2 separate regions of the Homo sapiens genome follow, and region 1 is linked to region 2. A link is an interaction called in ENCODE POLR2A ChIA-PET data of the cell type or tissue named here. Cell type or tissue: OCI-LY7. All regions are shown on one strand. Each heading gives the region's core, and the rest is flanking DNA. Links, peaks and the distances in the headings are about the cores only. Region 1 overlaps LOC107984703 (a long non-coding RNA gene). Region 2 has its middle 72 kb from the start of TUNAR.

What was found. ChIA-PET counts read pairs that join two places held together with the same protein. Peaks named below come from ENCODE experiments on the same cell type or tissue, not always from the same donor. Only the 100,000 strongest peaks of a DNase experiment are listed, where the experiment ranks them.
Region 1: POLR2A ChIA-PET joins it to region 2 with 6 read pairs; 2 of 35 experiments call an interaction of 5 or more read pairs at or near these places.

Annotation. Positions count from the first base shown.
Region 1 is chr14:95,736,617-95,744,082 of GRCh38, reverse strand. All of the region lies in intron 2 of LOC107984703 (a long non-coding RNA gene), which reads right to left. Among named protein-coding and RNA genes, the nearest start is that of TCL1A, 26 kb to the right of the region's middle. In OCI-LY7, for the core only: no CTCF peak of the experiment used is centred there; no DNase peak of the experiment used is centred there; H3K4me3 peaks cover 605 bases; H3K27ac peaks cover 432 bases.
Region 2 is chr14:95,944,668-95,953,679 of GRCh38, reverse strand. No RefSeq gene overlaps it. Among named protein-coding and RNA genes, the nearest start is that of TUNAR, 72 kb to the right of the region's middle. RefSeq lists enhancers at 4,189-5,038, 5,039-5,887, 5,888-6,737. In OCI-LY7, for the core only: no CTCF peak of the experiment used is centred there; no DNase peak of the experiment used is centred there.

The DNA of each region.
Region 1 (7,466 bases), core at 2,467-7,466, 210 kb after region 2:
ATTGGATGGTGCCCACCCACATTGGTGAAGGCAATTTTCTTTATTGATTCAAATGAGAATCTCTCCAGAAACAACCTTCCAGACACACCTACACCCAGAAATAATATTTAACCAGCTATCTGGGCATGGCTTAGCCCAGTCAAGTCAACACATAAAATTAGCCATCATACCCACAATGGACTGAGACATCAATTTGCATTTGTTAATCTACTGGAACTTGGGACTTTAGTTGTTACAGCAGCTGATGTTACCTATATGAACTAACATAAGTTTTGTGCCCAGGCCATCATCTTAAGTGGAGCTGACTCTCCTTTGTGTCTGCCTTATATGTTATAGAGACCTTTATCTCAACACATGGGAGATTTTGATGCACTAATGCATTTACTCTTTGTCTCTCTACGGGGGTTGCCACAGACTTACTTGACAGAAGAGACTTAGGGATGGCAGTTAGACTAAGAGGGGGTGCTAGGAGATTTGTCTTGAGGCTATAACTGCCCAGAAAGAGTACTGTTGCACTCCTGATATAAAAATAAAAGAGTTTCTAGAGTGGTTTTGACACACTGCATAAGAATGAGAAAATGGCAATTGCTCCATTTCAAAGAAAGCGTAAGGAGTTCCCCTACCAACTTGCTGAAGAATAACTGGGTTGAATCTAGGGTCTGCCTTTGACCATTGGTGATGTTAGATAAGTTACTTAATCGTGTTCATCCTGCTTCTTCATCTGTAAAAATGGGGGTAGTGAGAGCACCTGCTTCATAGAGTTAGGATTAAATAAGATGATGCATGAAGAATGCCTCCTCTAGCTTCTGGCACCCAACGCCAGGCATCCTGATTATTATTATCTCCAAATCCCCAGTGCTTAACCACAGTGCCCAAAAGCATGGTAAGTGTTTGCTGAGAGAATGAATAACTGAATTTTTAAAATCATCCAAGTCAGAGGAAGATAAGAGGAAAGATATTGCTCATCCAATGCTGATTCAGCTATCATAATTAATTTCAGAGATACATTTTGCTGGCATCTTTTCCACAAGGATTCTCCCCTAGATTTAATTAGGAAGGCAAAGTCAACATCCTGCCAAGGTACTTATACTTTTTTATGCTCCTCTTAAAAAATAAATAAATAAATAAATTAAACAAAAAAAAAACTGTGATGCTATTTAGTGCAATGAAAGGTGTTGTCCAGGGTCCTCACTGTAGCAGTGCACATTGCATTGAAGAGCCAGCCAGCTGTGCTACCTACCTTTGCAGACAGAAAAGGGAAAGGGCCCTGGGGATCTAAGAGCCAATGCAAGGTCAGAAGACAGAACAATGGGGCTCAAAGGCTACTAAAAACAACAACCTTAGGAATCATCTCAAGTCATAGATGGGGAAGCTAAGACCCTGGGAGGCGCCAGCCAAATTGCCCAAGATTACAAGCCAGGAAGCAATAGGTGTGATTCCAATGGCTTCTCTCTTAAGCACCTCCAGAGGGTTTGGGTGGGTACATTTTGATTCTTCTTAAGCATCCTCTCCATCCTCTGCCCCCAGGATCTGGTGCAGAGTAATTTCTTCTGGCTCCTCCAGAGGTAGATATGGGTATCTGAGGGCAGTGGACACAGTCTGGACCCCTTATGCCACACTGGAAGGCAACTGGACCAAGGAGCTGAGTAAGACTCACAGCAAATGCATCCACTCTTCCAGGAAAAATAGGCTCCAAGTCCTTGGAAGAGTAGTCAGATGTGTCAGCTCCATCTGCAGAGAGTAGTAAAATCAATAATATCCTTTGGGGTCAAATTGGGGTTACAGTACATTTTAGGGTCCCCTTGGGGTCAAATTGCCTGCAGAATAACTCAGAGGGTGGGGTGGAGGTGGGGGTGGGAGTTAGGACAACAAAAATCTTGCTTGATGAGCTGCTATGGGCAATATGTCCCACCAATCCAATCCCAATCCAACATCCAGCCCAATGCCCATTCATCCAGAGTGGCCACACATGCTGGAGGTTAAAGCACAACTCTGAGGGCTAGACTGCCTAGGCTGGAATCTCTGTTCTCTTGCTTACCTGTAGGACTGTGGGCAAGTCACTTACCTGTGCATGACTCAGTACCCTCCCCTATAAAATAGAGATATTAATTGTCCGCAACTCATAGGGCTGCTGAGAGGATTACATGCAGCCTAGCTCCTTGTGCATACCACCCTCTCCAACACACACACACACACGCACACACACACACACACACACTATCATGATTACTGTTTCTGAACCATCTCTTCTGGGTCTGGCACTGATCTCAGCACTTCAGAGAATACAAAGATGAACGGTTCGGTCTCTGGACTAAGACAAGCATCAGAGGACTCTAATGTTAGAGTCCTGAGTGAGTGGGGCCCCAGACAGGCTCACACTGTGTGTTTTGGTCAAAGGAGGGTGTTGAGCCTGGTGGTCAAGAGCCAGGGCCGGCAGCTCATGGTTGTGGGTTCCGTGCACAGCTGGCCTGGGCAGAGGGGATCCCAAGGAGAAAGGTGGCAGGTGGCAGGTGTGGAGGCTGGAGGAAGTATGCTGAGAGCTGGATGACAGGGAGTGTGGCTCAAAAGGCTGATTCCAGAGCCTCTTTGGAGGGCAGGTTTTAAAAGGGGAGGGCTCCGTGTAGAGGAGCATGAGTGTCTCCCACGTGGTAGCTTTGCCTGCCTTGCCTGCCTTGCAGTTTACAGTGTTCATTTGATCTCACAACAGCCTCGGGGCAAGGCTGAGTGATGTCTCATATTTCAGACGTGACTTCTCAATGCCCTGTACACTAGGCCTCTTCCTCAGCACTCAGCCTAAGGTAACACATCCAATCCTCCTGACTGCCCTTATCAACATCTCCTATCTACAGAGGGGAAACCAAGCAGTGAGACGTTAGGTGCTTTGTCCAAGGCCCCTCAGCTAGTGGAGGAGTCAGTCCCACATGAAGCTGACTCCACAGTCCACACCTTTAACCAATAAGCCAAACAGGAAAAGTGGGGCTCAGAGCCAGGAAATGAGTCCTCAGGGCCTCTGCTGTGAGCAGGCTGAAAAGACAGACCTCAAACTCCATCCTCAGAGGTAGGGACAGTGTCCTCCCGCCACACCCTTGTCCCCCTGGTTCTTGGGGTGATTCTGTGGGCTTGTCTATTTCATGGTCTCACTTCAGGCCTGGCCCACCTGCCCTGGGCCAGGCTCTCTACTCCCACTTTTGACTCACATATCTTCAAATATCCTCAGCTCTCTAGAATGTAGCTTCTGTCACAAGCTTCTGTCACCATCTCCCATGGCCGGCCCAGGAGATGTGGTCTAAAGGAAACAAACCTTTCCCTCCATGTCCAGAATCAGGGTGAAGATCATAGTGGACATTGGTATGAGCGGCAAATGCTTTTAACTGTGAGGAATCCTTTTGCCCCCCTATAGCCTAAAATAAATCTTTACAGAAGGAGGAAATTACCGAAGGTAAAATTGAGTCTGTATAGTGGTACCTGACTCACTTGAGGACAGTGCTGGAATGCCAATGGGCCCAGGCCTTTCTGGTCATCCTTCTTCCAAAGCAGAGTGCAGAAGGGAGATTTACTAGCCATCAGCTGCCCAGTGGCCGGCAGTGGCCCCACTGCTGATCCTCTGAATGATCTGGGTAAAGATGCTTCACCTTTCTGTGCTTTTGTTTCCTCTTCCATCAAATAAAGATGACAACGATGACTCCTGCCTTGTATTATTAGTATCAATTAAACCATATTTGTAAATGCCTTTGCAAAAATGGCACTAACTATATACAAAGGAGTGTCATTATAACCAACTCATGGCTGATCTGCCCCCTCCAACTCATCAGATCCAGTATCTACTTCCTTTGATCATTCCAAAGGGTTTAAACAGTTTGCATCTTGGCTGTACCACCTACTAGCTTATGACTCTGGACAATGTATCACCATGTCCTCATCTGTGAACTGGGGATAATATTAACTCCTGATAGGATGGCTGTGAGAATTAAATGAGAGAATTTACAGTAAAGCATATACTTAAAGCAGTGCCCCGTAAAAGTAAATAGATATTTATATTCACAGCAATTAGCAGCAACGGCACTCTCCCCACCTTGCTGTGTAACTTGTGTTTAAATGTCCTCCTTCCAAGATTGTGGGCTTCTCAAGTTCAGGTATCATTTTATATTTTAGTACATTCATCTCTGAACTGGATGTTGGATCACTCTCACACAGCTCTCTGAGATGGAGTCCACCGCTCTTGCCCTCTACGCCATCTCTTTCCAGCCACTGCTGTGATGGCCTGTTCCACCGAGCTTCAACTGGCTTTGCGCAGGTGCCATTTGGCAGTGCCTTTTCTCAGGTTAGGGCTGTATGTCTCTTGTGCCCTACCCCTGGGCTTCTCTCAGGGTGTCACACTCCTGGGCCCTCAGATCCATGCAATCAAAAGTGTAGGATGTTAACTCTATGGGCAGCTTTGGGCCAACAGGGATAGGAGCTAATGCCTTCCTTCCACTTTCATCATCTGAGGACAGTCCTGAGATGCGTTTCATAAAGTGACTCAGAAGTTCCATGGGATTGAGCAACCAGTCACTCATGGTGGTGGCCAGTTGAATAATGTCTCCTTGCCTTGGGTCTCTCCTTCCCATTTCACCTCCCAAGGCCCTCATTCCTGATTTCTGGCATTACATTCTCAACTAAACAACCCCACTGTGAACTTTTCTCTCAGGTTCTGTGGCTGGGGTGCTGGGGGGCCAGGGGTAGGGGATGGTGGGGGCAGGTTAAGAAAACCTGCTTCTCTCACTATGCTCCCATTACAGTAAATAGCATCCCCAACCACACTGTTTCCAGGAAAGCATCTGGGAAGAAAATCTACTCCTCCTTTCCCTTCTTCATCCCCCTGCCTAGCCCTCAACCACACACTCACACACACACAACAATCAGCTGATTTTCTTCCCATTGATTTTACTCAACTTCCCGTTGAGTCAACCTTACTTCCTGTTGATTTGACTTTATTTCCTGCAGACTCTTCTTTACTTCCTATTGATTCAACCTTACTTCCTGTTGATTTGACTTTACTTCCTGTAGATTATTCTTTACTTCCTATTGATTCTACTTCCTTAATAGTTTTTTCAGCAGCTCATTTCTTACCTCCCGGCTGCCACTGCCTTTGTTTGAACCACCATCGTCCCTCTCTCAGGACACAACAACCATCCTGATGGTCTCTCTGCCTCCAGCACTCTACAAGGCCAGATCTCAGAGAAACTTGTATAGTCTGCCCTGGAGCTGGCACTTTATCCCCAGGGCAGTGCCCTGTTCAGATTCCTGTTGTAGAAGATCTTACTTGGTAGAGGGCATGATAAGAAGAGTCTAGGTACAGGGAGATAATTTAGCCTAAATAATTTAGCATAATTAAGTCTAATATGAGGCTGCTACCAGGAGACCAGGAAAGAGGTGGTACAATCCCAAGGAGCAGCAAATTTGGCAGTAAAGGTTTTGAGTTCATTCTCCATCTCCTGTATCCTGGGATTCCTGTAACTCATGACATTGCACCTCCAGGATTTCAGCAGGAGGGAGCAACCTTGCAGAGTCTGACAAAGCAAGCACATTTGGCATGGGGGACACACAAACCCACTGTGAGCCAGCTTCTTGTCCTCAAATAAAAGTGCTGCTTCATCTCTAGGCAGGGCATGGAGCAGCCAAAGGGAATTAAGTAATAAACTGCATAATGACCATAGACCCACTCCACTTCTCTCTGTGAATCATCCCAGCACCAACACCCTCAGCCTTTGTGCTGATGAACAACTGTTCCAATCTGGAGAGCGGAAGCCTGAAGTTAGCTGTTTATATATTTATCAATGTCACCCACAGGTTCTTGGAGGTGGGAGATCTAGAAAAGGCTTGCTATGGTTAAACCCGATATACAATACACTGTTTATTTAGGGACTAATAAAGGCTGTCTAGGGTTCTTTTTTTCCACACTAACAGTTTCATGCCAACCATCATATTTAACACTCATAACCCTCTGAAGAGGCATTATTTTTCATTTTACAGATGCAGAAACTGCAGCTCAGAGAAGTGAGTAACTTTATTAGGCTCACAGAGGAAAGTATGCTTCTCTCTGTACCTACCACATCACACTGAAATTTCTTTTTAATCATTTTCTTCAAAATTACACGAGGCTGGTCAGAAATTTCCCTGCATCGAAAGAACCAGTTATAATCATCAACCTATTTTTCAAAGGTTATTTTTTTACATAGAGCCAAAGGGCTTCTTCCCTTCATCAAAAGCCCTCAAGGCTGTTTAAATGCTCCTATCCAAGAAGACCCCTGGGACCTCTCCAGGCCACACCAACCACTTCTACTCCAAACTTTCATAGCATCTAAGCCTGTGTTCATCCTGTTTTGTTTTGTTTTTTTTTTTTGGTGTGTGTGTGTGTGTGTGTGTGTGTGTGTGTGTGTGTGTGGCTTTCTTCTTTCTTTTTTTTTTTTTTTTTTTTTTGAGTCAGAGTCTCATTCACTCAGGAAGCCAAGGCTGGAGTGCAGTGGTGAAATCATAGTTCACTGTAGCCTCGAAATCCTGGGCTTAAGTGATCTTCCTGCCTCAGCCTTTCCAGTAGCTAGGACTACAGGCATACACCACTATGCCTGGCTAAGTTCCTTTTTTTTTTTAGACAGAGTCTCACTTGTCGCCCAGGCTGGAGTGCAATGGCACACAATCTCTGCTCACTGCAACCTCCGCCACCCAGGTTCAAATGATTCTCCTGCCTCAGCCTTCCAGGTAGCTGGGATTACAGGCATGAACACCACACCCGACTAATTTTATATTTTTAGTAGAGATGGGGTTTCACCATGTTGGTTAGGCTGGTCTTGAACTCCTGACCTCAAGTGATCCACCCACCTCGGCCTCCCAAAGCACTGGGATTACAGGCATGAGCCATCGTGTCCAGCCTTTTTTTTTTTTTTTAATTTTGTAGAGATGGGGTCTCACTCAGACTGTTCTCAAACTTCTGGCCTCAAGCAATCCTCCCTCCTCAGCCTCCTAAAGTGCTAGGATCACAGGCATGAGCCAACACACCTGGCCCCTTTGGTTCTTGATGGTCAGCATTTCAGACAACTTCTCTTTATTATTTAACTGCTCATCATGACACACCATTAAAAGGATGAAAAGGCAACCCACGAAGTAGTATAAGATATTTGCAGTACATGTGTCAAAGACTATTATTCAGAATATATAAAGAACTTCTACAAATCAACATGAAAAGACAAACAACCCAATACATAAGTGGGCAAAGTACTCAGAAGCTTCACCAAAGACATTAATTTTAATGTTGATAATAAAAACCCTTTAACTGAAGTATAATAGACACACAGCAAAGTGCAAGTATTTTGAGTATGCAGCATGGTGAATGTTCACAAATGCACCTGTGTGACCAGCACCCAGCTCAAGAAAGGAGATCATAACTAACACCTCCATTATCCTTCAACGTATACCCCCTTCCAGCTACC
Region 2 (9,012 bases), core at 3,629-8,628:
ATCTCCTCTGTGCTTGGCCCTGGACTGGGTTGTGGGGACACAGATGAGTTATGTCCAGCCCCTTCCTCCAAGGAGCCCAGAGTCCAGGCAGCGTGGCAGCATCCCAGGTGCAGCACGCAGTGTGAATCATGAGATCCTGCCTGCCTGAGTACCTGGGCTTAGCTTGGTGCTGGAAAATACCCTCTGATCTCTGGGCCTGTGTCCTCACCTGTAAGGGGACAGGCTAGACTTCACCACCTCTCAGGCCCTCCTGGATCTCATACCTTTGAATCTTTGTATTGTGTTTTCTGGAACCAGAAGCAATAGTCGCTGTCCTTGGTACTGACTGGTAAAGGAGTGCTGAAATCAGGATGGGGGTTTCTGGGAATTTGGAAGCCCCAACATCTATCTCGATGCTCCCTGATACTCCCCACCCCAATCAGCTGATCTCTTCTTAGCCAAGCATCCTAATGGCTGGGATGGGCAAGAGGTGGGCGCTGGAGGGTGAGTGAGAGGTGGTGGCTCTCCCCTTGCCCATCAGAAGAGGACGGCAGGTCCAGGACTTGTTTCTCCTGTTTGTGCAGAGAAGCCTGGGGGCCTGAGGCTGAGGAGGCTGGGGTTGGATCAGAGCATTCAGCTTAGGAAGACCCATGATGGCTCAATCTGATTCTCTGTGCCTCAGATTATTTTCCTGCACACGAAGTGGCAACAGTAGGTTTAGAACTTCAGTCTCCTGATGGCACTGAGGTTAACTCCTTGCCTAACCCCAATCTCACCTCTTAATCACCCCCTCCATATCCTGCTGTGAAACAATACTGCTCCACAGCTCTGCGTGAGCTACAATTCAGGTGTCTACAAATTGGAGCAATGTACAAGATCGGAGGCTTGGATTATCAGGTCCCATACATGATGCCTTCTGGAGCTTCTCAGCCCACCCCCCAGACCTTGCTGTGTTTGTACTTTAGAAATTTCAGTTTTGTTTCCATATTATGCAAGTATTACCTGGGGGAGCAGGGAGACGTTACATGTAATTATGGTGAATCATTTAGCAAACAATTAGGGGACAGAGAACAAACAAGTCACTGTTTCCAAAACCCCTCTTTAATCACTTTGCACATCCTCAGAACCCAGAGCAAATATTAAGATAATTAATCACTGCCAACCTGTCACTCATAAGGACCTCACTTCCAATTAATTATGTGCTGTTGGTCTTCAGTCCAGGAGCAGACTGAAATTTTGTTCAAGGTCATACTCTGAATTCTGGATCCCCTCTCTGTGGGCAGAGATTCAAGTCAGTTCTGATGCTTTCCCTAGGATTATCTGTCCCCAGCCTGGCTGCCATCAACAATGAATTCTGCACAATCTCTCTGTTTCATCCAAGTTCTTCTGCACGACCTTTATGTAACCTTCCATTCTTGGAGAAGGAGGGAGGGACTTTCCAACAATTTCACAAAGATTGGGTTACAGATAGGCTGCTTGAACGTTTAGGTGAGGCTGGGAGATTTACCAGCATTTGGAAGTAGGGTGAGGTGATGCCAGATCATAGAAAGCAGATGGCTTCTGGGTGGGGCAGTTTCGGAGAGCCAAGGATACAGGGGAGACCCCGGGGCTGGTTGCATGTGCTGAGGACTCACCAGCATTTTCCTGGGGTCTGGCACATGGTGAGAGCAGCTAAGTGTTAGTTTGGGTAGATGGACAATGAATTATTAAAACTTTATGCTTCTGTTCTCAGCACAGAACAGGTGTAAAATGAATCAAACTCCTACTCTGCCTTCACAGCTCAGTTCATGTGCTCATATGTTACCTCCTTGAGGAGCTTTTGGAGATACCCTTTGCTGCACTGGGGGCCCTCCCTGAACTTCCACATGCCCCTCCACCTCTACCACAGCTCAGATCCTCATGTTTAATTTCATTTATAATAGTACAATTTAAGTAAAGTAATGCATATTAAACTTTAGTTGAGGCTTTTTGAAGATGAAAGATTGAACACATGTTTTTAGCTTTACTCCTTCCTGAAACCCCATCCAAATGACAACAAAGGAATTTTTAAGAAGGCTTAGACCCTTAAGGCCAAAGAGAGAAGGAGAGGAGGGAGCAGCAGATGTGGAATCTGCAATTGCAGGCTGGAAAGCAGATGGATGCGTGGTAACTGACTGAGCAGATTGGAGGCATTAAATCCTAAGTCAAAATGGGGATGAGAAGCAATGGATGAGCATCACCGAACGCCTTACAGGCTCTGGACCTGGTGGCACGGTAGTTTTGGAAGTGGAAGTGATTTGGGGCTAGAAACAGAAGGATTGGTTGAAAGTTCAAAAAGCAGTTAGACTTCCAGCTTCCTCAGCCACTTCATGCTACTGGGCATGCCCCTTTCCCACTCCAGCAGAGGGGTGGGAACCTTATTCCCGGGAGAAGATAAAGAGAGAGGCTCTGGGCTTGGGGTACCAAGGGCACAATGCTGGAAAACGCTACATCCTGGAGGCCCGAGAAGTACCAAGGGCAGTCAGTGGAAGGGTCTGTCTTGGGTGGAGGTAGCAAAGTCACATTTTGTCTGTAGAGAACTTCCCAAAAATTATACAACTGGTGAAAAGTCAGTGTGTCGCTTCACACTCACTAGGCTGGCTATTATTTAAAAAAAAAAAAAAAATACAGAAGCTGGGCGCGGTGGCTCACGCCTGTAATCCCAGCACTTTGGGAGGCTGAGGCGGGCGGATCATGAGGTCAGGAGATCGAGACCATCCTGGCTAACATGGTGAAACCCCATCTCTAATAAAAATACAAAAAATTAGCCGGGCGTGGTGGCGGATGCCTATAGTCCCAGCTACTCGGGAGGCTGAGGCAGGAGAATGACATGAACCCGGAAGGCAGAGCTTGCAGTGTGCCGAGATTGTTGCCACTGCACTCCAGCCTGGGTGACAGAGCGAGACTCCGTCTCAAAAAAAAAAAAAAAAAATACAGAAAATAACAAGTGTTAGCAAGGACATGGAGAAATCAGAATCCTTGTGCATTGCTGGTGGGAATGTAAAATGCTGCAACTGCTGTGGAAAAGAACATGGTGACTCCTCAAACAATTAAACATAGGATTACTATATAGTACAGAAATTCTACTTTTGGGTATATACCCGAAAGACGTGGAAGCAGGGATTCACAGAGATATTTGTATACCTATGTGCATAGTAGTGGTTACTCACAATAGCCAGGAATGGGAGCAACCCAAGAGCCCATAAATAAAATGTGGTGTACACATACAAGTGGTGTACACATAAAACGGGTTATTATTCAGCCTTAAAAAGGAAGGATATTCTGACACATGCTGCGACATGGATGAACCTTGAAGAATTACGCTAAGTGAAACAAGCCAGTCACAAAAGGACAGATAGTGTAGGATTCCACTTATGTGAGATACCTAGAGTAGTCAAAATTGTAGAGACAGAAAGTAGAGAGGAGGTTATCAGGAACTAGGGAGAGATGAAAAGGGGGAGTTAGTGTATTAATGGGTACAGGGTTTTGTTTGCAATGAAGAAAAAGTTCTGGAGATCGATGGTGGTGATTCACCGCAGTATGAATGTACTTAGAGCCACTGAACTGTACACTTAAAAATGGTGAAAATGCCCGTAATCCCAGCACTTTGGGAAGCAGAGATGGGAGGATAACTAGGCGCCAGGGGTTTGAGACCAGCCAAAGCAACAAAGTAAGATCCTGTCTCTACAAAAAATAAAAATATTGGCCAGGTGCGGTGGCTCATGTCTGTAATCCCAGCATTTTGGGAGCCCCAGGCAGGCAGACCATGAGGTCAGGAGTTCGAGACCAGCCTGGCCAACATGGTGTGAAACCCTGTCTCTACTAAAAATACAAAAAAAAAAAGAAAAAAAAAATTAGCCAGGCATGGTGGCGTGCGCCTGTAATCCCAGCTACACAGAAGGCTGAGGCAGGAGAATTGCTTGAACCCAGGAGGCAGAGGTTGCAGTGAGCCAAGATTGTGCCACTGCACTCCAGCCTGGGCAATGGAGTGAGACTTTGTCAAAAAAAATAAAAATAAAAAACAAAAAATAAATTAGCTGAAAGTGGTGGCATATGCCTGTAGTCCCAGCTACTCAGGGGGGTGAGGCAGGAAGATCACTTGTGCCCAGGAATTTGGAGTTGCAGTGAGCTATGATTGCACCACTGAACTCGAGTCTGAAGAACAGAACAAAACTTCATCTCCAGAAACAGAAATGGTTATAATGATAAATTTTATGTTATGTACATTTTACAACAATAAAAAGCCAAGTTTTTTTATTATCACCATGTGCTGGTAATTCTGAACAATATTGTGATAAAGTATTCCTCCCTGAAAAATATCTTGTTGGTCTATATTCTAAATAACTGTGTGGTTACTCTTGAGTTTCAATAATACAGATGTCAGCTGGGCACACTCACACCTGTAATGCCACCACTTTGAGAGGCTAAGGTGGGAGGATTGCTTGAGCCCAGGAGTTCAAGACTAGCTTGGTCAACATAGCGAGACCCCTATCTTTACAAAATAAATAAATAAATAAAATAAAATAGCTGGGCTTGGTGGCACATGTCTGTAGTCCCAGCTGCTCAGGCGGCTGAGGTGGGAGGATGACTAGAAATCAGGAGTTTGAGGCTGCAGTGAGCCATGATTGGGCTACTGCACTCCAGCCTGAGTGACACAGCAAAACCCTTTTTCAAAAAATAAAAAAGTATGTATAGATGTACGCTTCAAAACAGCACATTTTATTACTGACCCTTTAATAAGCATTTTATTCTACATGGAAGTTATTTGCAAGAACCCCAGCATATGAGGACTCAGCACATGCATTTGGTTGAGAGGAGATGGCTAACACTTCAGATCTTGTGCAGCTTCCTTGGTTGTGACCTGGGTCCAATCCCTGGGGTGCGGCAAATTCCTGCATTTGTAAAGAAGATTGCAACAATGAGAGATTGTGAATGCAAAGACAAAGAAGTAGAATTTGCATTATTTCACGCTTGGCATTCCATGTGACTGCTTGGAATTTCATGAATGCTTAAAATTTAAATCAGTAAATCAGAGTGTGAACTGAGTGCAGTACTTTGGTTTGGCAAATGCAGATTTTAGTTCTTACATAAAATACTTTACTGAATCTGCATAATATAATTAAAATGAAAATTTATCCATCTGTTATGTTAACAGTTTGTTTTAAAACTAAAGAAGAAATAAAGAAGTGATTAATGCTGATTCTTACATGATTATTACTGGGAATAATTTTTTCGTATAGAGGAGGGGGTTGTAAATAGGGTCTGCTCTGGAAGAGCGCTGGACTCTGCTAAAAGTTGAAAATGCTGATCATGGACAATGAATTCTGCACAGTCTATTGACATCCAGAAAGAGATTAGGAGTCTTTTGTAGGAAATTTCACTAACTAAAAAGAAAAGTGTCAAAGATACCAAGATCTGGAATTGCCTAAGGAAATAGTCAGTCAGATCACCCAACATAACTACAGATAACAAGCTCCCCCAGCCACCTTGCCCAGATAGCTAGTTACCTTCTCAATAACTAGTTGTAAATACTACTGAACAGCTAAGACATGTTGGGAATGCACTTAACACAAAAGCTATCAAAACAAACAAAAAGCTACTTGACTGTAATCCCAGCACTGTGGGAGGCCGAGATGGGCAGATTATTTGAGGTTAGGAGTTCAAGACCAGCCTGACCAACATGGTGAAACCCGTCTCTAGTAAAACTACAAAAAAATTAGCCAGCGTGGTGGCACATGCCTGTAGATTGCACCACTGCACTCCAGCCTGGGCAACAGAGCAAGACTCTGTCTCAAAAAAAAAAAAAAAAAAAAAAAAGCGACTTGAAAGAAGCAGAAGCTATTCCGGTAGACTGAACTTCACGTACATTATTCTTACTATTCTTAACAATTAATATTATTAATATATTCTTTTATAGAGAAGAATGCTTCAAAAAAAAAGAATATGCTATAAAAAGGACTATTCCAAGACCAAAAAAAATCTTGAAAATTAAAAAAAAGATAGCAGAAATTTAAAAAATCAATTAAAAGGTAGCAAGATAGACCAGAAACAGTGGCTTTTGCCTGTAATCCCAGCACTATGAGAGGTTAAGGTGGGCAGATCACTTGAGCCCAGAAGTTTAAGACCAGCCTGAGCAACATAGCAAGACCCTGTCTCTGCAAAAAAAAAAAAAAAAAAAAATTAGCCAGGCGTGGTGGTGTATGCCTGTAGTCCCAGGTACTTGGGAGGTTGAAGTAGGAGAATCACCTGAGCTTGGGAGATTGAGGCTGCAGTGAGCAGTGAGCATTGATTGTGCCACCACACTCTAGCCCAGGTGGCAAAGTGAGACCCTGTCTCAAAAAAAGAAAAAAAAAGAAAAGTAGCCAGATAAAGTTGAAAAATCTCATGGAAAGTACAGTGAGAGACAAAGAGATGAGAAAATGGGAGCTAAATGATGAGAAGATGTGAGGACCAGATTAGGACATTCAATATCCAAGTAAAAGCAGCTGCAAAGAAGGAGAAGAGAAGAAAGAGAAAGGAAGAATTCACCCATAAAGAATTCAAGTTGCTTTCCTGGAACTGAAGGAGCCAAGTTGCTGGTCTGGAAAGACTCACTGAGCACAGAGCAAGGGAGGACAACAGACCCACCCACAGGAGGCACATGGCCATGAGCTTTCAGGATGCGGGGGGGAAGGAGGAATTCCATTTTCTTTCCAAAGGGAGAAAAGGCTTGTGAACTCCAGCACTGCATGACACAAAAGACAGGGGAGCAGAGCCTTCCAGACTCTGAAGGAAAATGATTCCATCTAGAATTTTGTGTCCAGCCAGACTCTTGCTAAAGTGTGAGGATAGATGAAAGACAGGTTTAGAATTTCCATCTTACTTTCAGATTTATTCTTTTTTTTTTTTTTTTGTAGAGACAAGGTCTTGCTATGTTTCCCAGGCTGGTTTTGAACTCCTGGGTTCAAGCAATCTACCCACTTCAGCCTCTCAAAGTGCTGGGATTACAGGCGTAATCCCACCCTTCAGTGGGAAACTACTGGAGGATGTGCTACAGCAAGATGAGGGTGAGTCAAAGGAGATCCAGGCATGAAAAACAGGAAAGAGGGGGTGCAACAGAGGAAGACCCCCAGATGATAGTAAGGAAAATCCCAAGAGGTCAGCTGCACAGCAGGTGGAGAGAGCCCAGCCCAGATTGGAAAAGGTCAGAAGGAGCCAGGAGAAGTTTCTGTAAGATGCAGTGCAATTGTGAGACTGCCTAGTGTGTCTGCACACATTGGGAGAAGATTTACATACCAGGAGAGTTCAGAATAGAATAGTGATAAGCACATAAAAAACGAAACAAACAACCTGAGAGTGGGATATGTAGATTTTTATCTTGAACCAATTTTTAAAGCTTTATTAAGGTATAATTTACATGTTATAAACTGCACATATTTGACATACACAATTGGACAAATTCTGACATACAGATGAAGCTGTGAAACCATGTCCTTTTATAATCCCTCTCCTCATCCTTCCCAGGCGTCCAGGTAACCATTTATTTATTTTGCCCTATAATATATATGTTTACCTTTTCTGGAATTTTATATGATTGGATCATAAAGTGTTTACTCCTCTTATTTTCTGGTTTTATTTGTCTTGTGTAATTACTTTGAGATTTATTAATAATGTATGAGTAGTTCAGCCTTTTCTTTTTCTGAGTACTCTTCTGATGTTTGAATATGCCACTATTAATTTATCCATTCATTTGTTTATTTTCAGCTTTTAGCTATCATACATAAAGCCCATGAACAAACAGACAAATAAAAAACTAAATAAACAGGGTATGAGAGAGGGACAATGATTGACTCCAGATATATGAGTACAGGTTTGATAAGAATGACACTAAGATGGGATTAGATGTTGGAGAGATTGATTGGGGGAAACACCTTTGAAGGATCTAGTGGGAAAGCCCAGACACAGGCAGCGGCACTTGTAGAAGTCAGTGCAGGGCTGGCCCCTGTGCAGGAGGGAGGGAAGGGAGGAAGATGAGGTGGGGACAGCCCAGGCTGCAATGCAATTTCCAGAAAGGAGCAGCCAGGACAACAGGGGAGTCTCCAACCCAAGAGGCCAATTGGAGAAGTTGCATGTCTTGCAGGAATGGACCTGTGCTCAGTCACTGGGCCACAGGGATGTGGCCTTGTTGTGAAGGTAATGATGGGCCCAGAGGGGCAGCAGCTGAGCTGTTAGTCTATTATACTCCCTTCAGAAAGACACTGGAGGGGTGCATTTTGTGGCCACCACACCACACTACATGGCTTATCTAGGTAGAATATTCACATAGTCATGATCATGCAAAGCTGCTGATCTAAATAAAATGACCACATGACCCTGTTGGAAGGATGAAGGCAGGAAGTGTCTGTGGTGGATATAGGAGCTAAGGAAAGAGGGTTAAATTCCATAGTAGGAAGTCAATAGAGAAAGCCTCCAAGTCAGTCACCCTAATAAATAGATTATCTATAGATATGGTGAATCTGAAACGGACCAACAAAAAGAATAAAAAAGGATTACCTGTGGGGAGCAGAAAGTGAGAGAAGGGAGCAGAGGGTGGAGATGGAAGAAAGTATAATGGATGTATAAATGAAAACTAGATTTAGCGAGTGTGGTCAAGCACCTGACACATAGTAAGTACTGTGTACATGTCGTCATGATGAAGACGATGGAGTGCTGACCCATAGTTGGTCTTCGTGCAGTCTTTGTCATATTCTCTCTTTTAAGGGTGAGCTATTAGCAATGGGTGCTTATTTTAAGTGTTCCTTATTTAGTAACTAGAGCCTTTTAGCATCTATCTGCCTCTCAAACCAGCCACCTTATGGGAGCCAGGACTGCTGTTTTATTCCACATTAATTTATTTCTACAGTGTGTGGACTCCCTCCCTCCATCCCTCCCTTTTCCGAGTCTGGGCTGCCGAGCAAATGTTTTAATGGTGCAGGAGCGGAGATGGCATGTGTGTTTTAATAAGCAGAAAATGCCAGGGTGGGGGTGGGGGGAATA